2 separate regions of the Homo sapiens genome follow, and region 2 is linked to region 1. The links are chromatin contacts, found by Hi-C or POLR2A ChIA-PET in ENCODE. All regions are on one chromosome and are shown on one strand. The core of a region is the stretch at or near the end of the contact, and the rest is flanking DNA. Distances in the headings are between cores, read along the strand shown.

What was found. A loop is a pair of places that touch in the nucleus more often than their neighbours do. ChIA-PET counts read pairs that join two places held with the same protein, here RNA polymerase II (POLR2A). Pooled maps may share reads with other maps.
Region 2: a loop to region 1 is called in a map of Caco-2, with 6 times the contacts of the local background. The contact joins two enhancer-like sites. A Hi-C loop is called at or near these places in 3 of 168 maps with a recorded cell type or tissue (Caco-2, PC-9 and endothelial cell of umbilical vein), 1 of 37 single-sample maps with no recorded cell type and 4 of 50 pooled maps. POLR2A ChIA-PET finds 5 or more read pairs at or near these places in 4 of 52 experiments (GM12878, H1, HepG2 and 1 more).

The regions. Positions count from the first base shown.
Region 1 is chr12:45,190,398-45,194,730 of GRCh38, reverse strand. It overlaps the pseudogene PLEKHA8P1. Among named protein-coding and RNA genes, the nearest start is that of ANO6, 24 kb to the left of the region's middle. Within about 2 kb of position 2,195, at least 3 of the 41 ENCODE cell types and tissues checked have a DNase peak (open chromatin) inside an H3K27ac peak, as active enhancers do; they include PC-9, where a contact is called at or near this core.
Region 2 is chr12:45,258,550-45,262,882 of GRCh38, reverse strand. All of the region lies in intron 1 of ANO6 (anoctamin 6), which reads right to left. Among named protein-coding and RNA genes, the nearest start is that of ANO6, 45 kb to the right of the region's middle. Within about 2 kb of position 2,587, at least 4 of the 41 ENCODE cell types and tissues checked have a DNase peak (open chromatin) inside an H3K27ac peak, as active enhancers do; they include PC-9, where a contact is called at or near this core.

The sequences.
Region 1 (4,333 bases), core at 946-3,445:
TGAGAATGATTATTATCTTTCTGTGTATACATTGTAATTATTACTAAGGGAGTTCATTTTACATCCATGCTGTACCCATGTTTAGCCTAATTTGGTTTTACTAGCCCCTTGGTACTATCATAGCTCCTCCACCCTCCAAGCAGAAGATTGACTATATTTTAAAACTGGGTGTGAGGCCAGGTGTAGTGGCTCATGGCTGTAATCCCAGCACTTTGGCAGGCCAAAGCGGGTGGATCACCTGAGGTCGGGAGTTCGACACCAGCCTGACCAACATGGAGAAACCCCATCTCTACTAAAAATACAAAATTAGCCGAATGTGGTGGTGCATGCCTGTAATCCCAGCTACTCGGGAGGCTGAGGTAGGAGAATCTCTTGAACCCAGGAGGTGGCGGCTGCAGTGAGCTGAGATCATGCCATTGCATTCCATCCTGGGCAACAAGAGTGAAACTCTGTCTAAAAAAAAAAAAAAAAAAATACAAAAAAAAAAAACTGGATGTGAAAGGAAGAAGTCACATGGTTACTTCTTCACAAGGAATCTCTCTGACGTAAATCTGCATCCTTTCCCTCTTCTCTCCTGGCTGCACCTACCTGCACCTCCCTGCTACTCCTATGTCTCATACACAGAAAAAAGGCTTAGGATTTTTACCAAAGGTCTGGAAATTCCAGAAAAGGCTGCTAGCATCATAATATTTTTTCCCCTCTGTTCACTAAGTCAACAATTTAAACCCTGGTCCATCTCCAAATTCTCCCTCTTCTCAAATGCACCTTTGTTCCCTTTTTATTTTGAGAAGGTTTTTTTTTTTTTCTTTTTTTTAGACAGAGTCTTGCTCTGTCGCCAGGCTGTCATGCAGTGATGCGATCTCGGCTCACTGCAACGTCCACCTCCCGGGTTCAAGTGATTCTCCTGCCTCAGCCTCCCGTGTAGCTGCAACTACAGGCACATGCCACCACGCCCAGCTAATTTTTGTATTTTTAGTAGAGACGGGGTTTCACCATGTTGGCCAGGATGATCTCGATCTCTTGACCTCATGATCCACCTGCCTCGGCCTCCCAAAGTGCGGGGATTACAGGCGTGAGCTACCACACTCGACCTTTTTCTTTTTTTTCTATCAGGACCTAGTCCAGACCTCAGAATTCACAGGAAGTTCAGGTGAGGGAAGGCTGTATGGGGCAGAGGTCTTCCTCACCTATGTATTTTACCACCATTGGGGTAAATGTCGGGTGGCCTTGTTTTCCACATAGGTGTAAAGCATCCATGTGGAAAGGCAATCATGGCCCCAGGGAACCACCTTGGGTGGAAGGCAGATTCTGTCTTTCATGGCTACAGCTTCTCACAAAGGGGAGTCCATATACTTATACCCAGGATAGCAAACCTTCAGAGCCTCTTTCTTCCCCATATTCAGGGGCGGAAGAGAGGGCAGGAAGATAACTGACATGGTTTCTAAATGGCCACATTAAACAATATCCACCTTTGTGTATCAGGTTAGAAAAAAAGACTAATGAGTGGTAAGAGAAGAAAGTGGTTAAAAAGAAAGAATGAAGACAGAAAAAAAATTAAATGTCCTCATAGATGTCTCAGACCAAATACAGTATTTACAGGTAATACTTGTACAAACTTTCTAAACCTGGAAATACACACACTCAAACACATGGACACATGTAATATATAATACAAATAAATATCAATTTATTTTATTGGGGTCAGTGGGTCCCGAGAAGCAATATGGAAGGACGATCACTTATAGGTTTCCATTTTTCAAAGGCCAGCAAGCAGTCCAGGGATACCATAGAGACAGCATTTCTGAATCTAAACAGAGAAAAAGGCTATAAAGGGGCCATTGTTCTCACCTGGAACTTTTCATCCTTACCTGTTTTGTTTTTTTTTTTTAATTTAAAAATATCCCTGCAAAAGCATCTACCTTAAAACGGAATCAGCCAGTATCTTCATTATCAAACAGTTGTTAAAAACAATACACCTCTAAAAGTAGTAACTGTTTATAGAATGATAACGGGGAGGGAGGATACACTAGAGAGAAGAACCCTGCCCCCATCAGCATTTCCTCAAGCCCACTCTAACCAAACCATTTATAATTAACTCCTCATCCTGATAGGAGAACTAGTTCTGCTTATCCCCTCGCTGAAGAACAGTGACTTATCTTGCTGAGGATCAGTGACTCATCTATTGTTTTGGTAGTTAAGATGAAAGTGTAAAGGGCATTTCAAATCAGCTAGAGTAAGAACATGATAGCCATGCTGGTGGCTTCTCCTTTTATCTCTTCTGTGATATAAATACTACCCAAGGCTAAAGGGTGAATATTTGTTAATCTGGTCACTTAACAATGAGTCTTTAAAAAAAGTTGTTGAATTGTTTTTCCATAGGGATCCAAAAGGTCTAGTTATACATAAATAGGAGGAAAAAATGAGAGGAGATGCTTTTAAACAGTGTAGGCCCTCTAAGAAGCAAGGAATGGGAAGAATGTTCCCTGCTGTAGGGTTATGTATTTTACAGATTTGCTAAGCACTGAGTATACCCTCATATTATGTGCTAAGCAAATCTGTAAAATGAGAGAAAACATTCCAACTCAGCTTCCTCTTTTCAATTCTCTCCTCATACTTGTCTTAAAGTCTGCTCTAGAAAAAGAGTATCGGCCGGGCACGGTGGCTCACACCTGTAATCCCAGCACTTTGGGAGGCCAAGGTGGGTAGATCACCTGAGGTCAGGAGTTTGAGACCAGCCTGACCAACATGGTGAAACCCCGTCTCTACTAAAAATACAAAAACTAGCTGGGCATGGTGGCGGGCGCCTGTAATCCCAGTTACTCAGGAGGCTGAGGCAGAAGAATTGCTTGAACCCGGGAAGTGGAGGTTGCAGTGAGCCAAGATCACGCCATTGCACTCCAGTCTGGGTGACAAGATCAAGAGTGAAACTATGTCTCAAAAAAAAAAAAGAAAAGAAAAAGAAAAAAGAGTATCTACCTAGGTTGAAAATTAGAAGATCTCCAAATATGAACCTAGTAAGGGTAAACTTAGCTTAAGTCTTTACTATGCTACTTAGAAGCTGTGTCAACTTGGGCAAATTGCTTAACTTTTGTATGTCAATTTCCTTCTTTTGTGTGGGAAGAAGATACCTGATGGGGATAAAAATAGCTCACCCATTGTATATCAATGTTCTCCTCATGCAACAAATATTTACTTACTCTTACTGTGGGCTGTTCACTTGGGACATAGTGGTGAACAAGACACAGAACTCATCCTCAAGAAGCTTACAGTCTGATGAAAACTTTTATTTGAGTGCCTTACTACGTATGAGTCATGCATTTGCTAAGGACTTTCACATATGTGGCATCAATTAATCCTCACAATAGGAGTGTTATCACTCAGGATTTCTGGGCACTTACAACTTCCACTCTGATTGGCCTGTGGCTGAGTAGTTGTTCTTTCAATAAATATTTATTGAGGGCATACTATGTGCTGGGCACTGTGCTAGACATTGGAGATTTACTGGAGAATCTTGTTGGTGGATCAGCTGTATTCATTGGGCACCTCTCGTGTGAGGTTCTGGTTTTCTCATTTAGTCTTCAACATCGTGGATGTGTGGTAGAAATTATCCCCAGTTTACAGAAGAGGAAACTGAGATTCTGAGGGGTTAAACACAAAGGGCACATAGCAAGGATATTTTCAAGGTTATAGTCTGAACTGCTGTAATAAAGAGACTGCGAAATATAGTGGTTTCATTCATTAATGTTTATATTTCTGTCCCTCTTAACAGGCCACTGTGAGCATGCATTTCAGGTTGTTGGCGCAGCTCTGCTCCATGATGTCGATCTGAAACCCAGATTTTCCTTCTCTTGCCACTGTCATCTCCTGCATGGCCAAAGCTAGGTCACCATCATAGTCATGTTTCAGCCTATGGGAAGGGGGAAAGACAATATTCAAGGCAAGTAGCTTTGTCTCAAAGTAGATGCCCCCAAATTGTGGAAATCCTTTCAAATTACATCCTGCTAACCTGAACTTAGCTGCATGGCCCCATCTAGCTGCAAGCGAGGCTGGGAAATGTAGCTTATGGCTGAGTAGTGCTGTGCCCAGCTGAAACTTAGGAGATTCTACTAATTAGTAAACATAAGGTCACAATGAACACTAAAACAGTTAGTCTCTGGCATAGCTAGTAAGTGGTGAAGCAGGAATTTAAACTCAGATTTGCTTGAATCCAATGCCATGTCACTACCTCTTAGACAAAAGAGCTAGAGAACTCTGGTTCTGTTATCTGTCTGTCTGCAATGTAAAATAATGAATAAAAAAATTTCATTGGCATAGTTTAGGAACAAACAGTTGG
Region 2 (4,333 bases), core at 1,338-3,837, 68 kb before region 1:
AAGTATAGTTTATAATAAGCACAAACTAAATATCTGTTGAATGTCTTCTGGAAAACACCTTTAAGTAAATTTTATGTGATGGAATGTTATTCAGCCATTAAATGTGGTTTGTGAAGCCTTCTTAAATATAGGGAGTGCTGATGATGAAAAGCTCTGGAAAGCCGGGCGCAGTGGCTCACGCCTGTAATCCCAGCACTCTGGGAGGCCGAGCCGGGCAGATCACCTGAGGTTGGGAGTTTGAGACCACCCTGACCAACATGGAGAAACCCTGTCTCTACTAAAAATACAAAATTAGCCAGGTGTGGTGGCACACACCTGTAATCCCAGCTGCTCGGGAGGCTGAGGCAAGAGAATTGCTTGAAGCCAGGAGGCGGAGATTGCGGTGAGCCAGAGATCGCGCCATTGCACTCCAGCCTGGGCAACAAGAGCGAAACTCCGTCTCAAAAAAGAAAAAAAAAAAAGCTCTGGAAATGGATAGTGGTGGTGATTGCACAACACTGAATATACTTAATGCCACTGAATTGTACACTTAAAAATGGTTAAAATGGTTAATTTTATGTTATGTATACTTTAACCCAATAAAAGAGATAAACAGAGAGTGCTTATGAGGCAAGTTAAGTGAAAAGGCAGGATACCATAGGTCTAAACCATATAAAACTACATTTGCATTTTTTTAAAAGGCGGGAAAGCAGCATACTAAAATATTCATGGTGGTTTATCTTTGAGGGGTAGTGTTGGGGTGATTTTTGTTTTATTTGCAGTTTTCTGTATTTCCCAAAATTTCTACAATGGCTCACATATAATATGTATAATTGGAAAAAGACATCAAGCAGCATGGATAGAAAGGTTTCCTTATCAGCAGGTTAAACGTGGATCAAAATCATTTACCTTGCTATGATCCTTGATGTATTATACTTGTATACTGCATATCATTTGTGCTTGCCTTCACTGTATAGTCCATAAAACATGCCATTTAAGTGAAAACGGTACCTTTTAAAATTGAAATGTATTATTTAGCTTTTGCTCTGCCAGAAAGTATGCCTTTCAGATGTGATGCACCGTAAGTATGCTTTGCTCAGGCTGAGAAGCAGCAACTGATGGTTGTTTTAGACACACAAGTGACCAACTGGATCAAATGCACAGTTGTTCTCAGAGGTGAAAGACTTTCAGAACCTGTGATGAGCCAGTCTGCAACACCTCAAAGAGACTGAGACATCCAAATGGCCTCAATAAACACTAAACTTGATACATTTACAAATAAATTAGAAGCAAGTCCTTTGGAGTTACACAAACTCAGGACTGAAGTAACAGAGCCAGGACTGCCACTTATCATGCATACAACTGTGAGTGTTCCTGGCCTCAGTTGTCCCACAAATAAATGGGGATAAAAATGCTTCCCTCTTGGGTAAACAAGATGATATTTGCAAATCAGAGCTGGAGGAAACCCTGAGCGTGCTAACAGCAGTTGTCCAATCAATATCATTAATTTCCTTCCTTTCCCCTCTTTAGATCAAGTGTCCAATCCAGGATAGCAAGTGAAATACTAAAAACGGCCCTCTACCTAGAACTAATACAGTTAACATCATAGGAGAATGGGAAGATGTTCTGAATCCTTTTCGAGTTTCACTCCTCAGAAGCCCTCATAAAATGCAAACCAATTTTCCTATTCTTTGTTCCTCAATAACTGGAAAATATTCTCTGTGTCCTTCACATGCCTGGAATCCTGATATCACCCTTAGGTTTCTCTTCAAACCTTTCATTCACACCTGGCATGGTGGCTCATGCCTGTAAACGTAACATTTGGGGAGGCCAAGGCTGGGGGATCACTTAAGGCCAGGATTTCAAGACCAGCCTGGGCAACACAGCAAGACCCCCATATCTCTACCAAAAAAACAAAACAAAACAAAACAAACAAACAAACAAAAAAAACAGCCGGTTGCGGTGGCACATGCTTGCAGTCCTCGTTACTCAAGAAGCAGAAGCAAGAGGATTGCTTGAGCCCAACAGTTTGAGGCTGTGGTGAGCCAAGATGGCGCCACTGCACTCCAGCCTGGGTGACAGAGCAAGAAACCCCGTCTCTTAAAAAAAAATAAATAAAAATAAAAATAAAACTAAAAACTCAATACAAATGATAAAATCTTTCATTCCTTTAAACGTATCAGTGGTTCCTCTCAATCCTCTCTTCAAGCTCTCCCTACATTCTGTTAACTGGATGGCCTCTGAATCCCTCTGAGCAGGACTTGTGATAGCATAAGACTAGCACCTAATTCATGCATCCCAGAGAGCTCTGAAAAATGCAACACATTATTATGCTTTGGGAGGTTACTTGATTCTGACTGATGAGGGTGTGCAGTGCCCCTGAAACAAATCCAAGTGTGACCCACAGTGCCCTCCTATTTGCTCCCATAACCTTTGTCCTTTGCTTTGCCTTGCAATTGCCAACATTGTTTAGCAAGCTGATCGAGTCTGAGATTGCATCAGATTCAACACTGCACCAAATCCCTCCCTTCAAAAGAGCAGCCCCTATCTTTGCAAAAGATCTGCCTGCTTCCTTCCTTGATTAGCTCTTACTTGAGTGCCTCACTGGGCAAAGGAGGAAAGAAGCTGACAAAGCAAGGATAATGGAAATCTTCAGCTGTTTAAGGTTACCTTTGTACAGGCTGAACTGTACAAACTGACTTCACTACCTTTGGGCTATAAAACTCAACCTTTTTCTTTCAGTAAACATGTACTGAGCCCAGCGCTAAGTGCTCGGCTTTCAAAAATCAGCCATTTTTTCCTTATGGAAGAAAAGAATTATCAACAATTCTGCCACAGTGCAGTATGTTCTAGAACAAAAGTATATACAAGGTTATTACAGCTGCACAGAGGGCAAAGAAGGACACTGAATCTGCCTGGGCAGGATTCGAGGAGTTGGATAATTCCCACATCTCTTTACTCGCCATGGAGGAATGAATGAGCTGACCTACAGTGCCTGTGGGAGGCTAGTGCTGTTGCAGCCTTTTAACGCAGTCTATTTAATGCCATTGCCACTGAATTGCTTTGGTTGCTGTACATGCTTTCCTGTTCTCCTCACATATTTATCTCTTACTTTATTTTCAGAATAGAACATATGGTGTTTCCATTCTCTCTCCAGTCTTTCAACCCCATCATGTTTCCTGCCCTGGAGAGTTGCTTTGACTATCAGAGAAGGCATACTATAATGGCTTAGTTGGAGCAAATAAAGAGGCAGGAATAAGCCTGTTTGCTGAAAGGAGGTGGAAAAGCGTGTGCAGAGCCATTATCAGAAGTACCCACTGCAACCAGGCCCTCCGTGGCTCCAGCAGGTGAGTACCTGCCCTGTGAATGCCCAGGGGCATCCCTGCCAATTGCAGCTGGAGGTATTTGTCTTCACATCAGTTTCTATCCTCTACATCTCACCTTATCCATTTCTAGGGTGTACTGTTAAAATCGTGGTTCTTAACCTTTTATAGTTCATGAAATCCTCTGAGAGAATCTAGTGAAATCCAATGACTCGCTCCCCTGAAAAATTTTCAAAAGCACATAAATGCAAAATATTACATACAACTTCTAGGGATACACAAACCCCTAAACCCTATACACAGAAACCAGGAAAAAGCATACTGTTTAGTTCAAAATCCTTGAGCTTGTACTATGTGCCAAGCACCATGGGGACACCACCTCAAACTTAATGCTTCACCATTCTGAATGCTGGACTGTCCTCCAACATCCTGCCTTTGTTCCATGTAAAGCTTCTGCCTGTAACACTTGTCCCCATGTTCTCTGCCCAGGAAACATCTATTCTGCAGTTCAAGCATCACCTCTTAAATGAAAATAATGGAAACTTTATGAACCCATCACCCTAATCCACCCCTTCCCCAAGAAGGGCAAATTACTCCCCTCTTCCTGTCCCACCATTTTCTGAAGATACTTGAATCAGAGATCCTACAATATTTATTACTTTCATGCAGTCACATCCCTTTCTCTATCAGACTGTCGGCAACCTGAGGGCATGGACTATAACTTAACAATCTTTTATTTCCAGCTCGTAGTTTACAGTCTCTATTCTGGAGGAAAACATTCCTTTGGGGGAAACAAACACACAATCAGTTAATTTTAATACAAGTGTCCTAATGCTCAAACCTGATGAGTGATTTTTAAGCAAAATCTTAGGGGAGGAGTGGCAATAAACTAGACAAAATTGGTGTGTGGAGGTGGGGACATTATTGGCAGGGGGACAGCAAGGCATGCAGCAGAATCACAGTGTACAGGGAAGGCAGTAATTCAGGATTCGTGGTGACTAAATAGGGAGGCAGAAGGCACATGTAAGAGG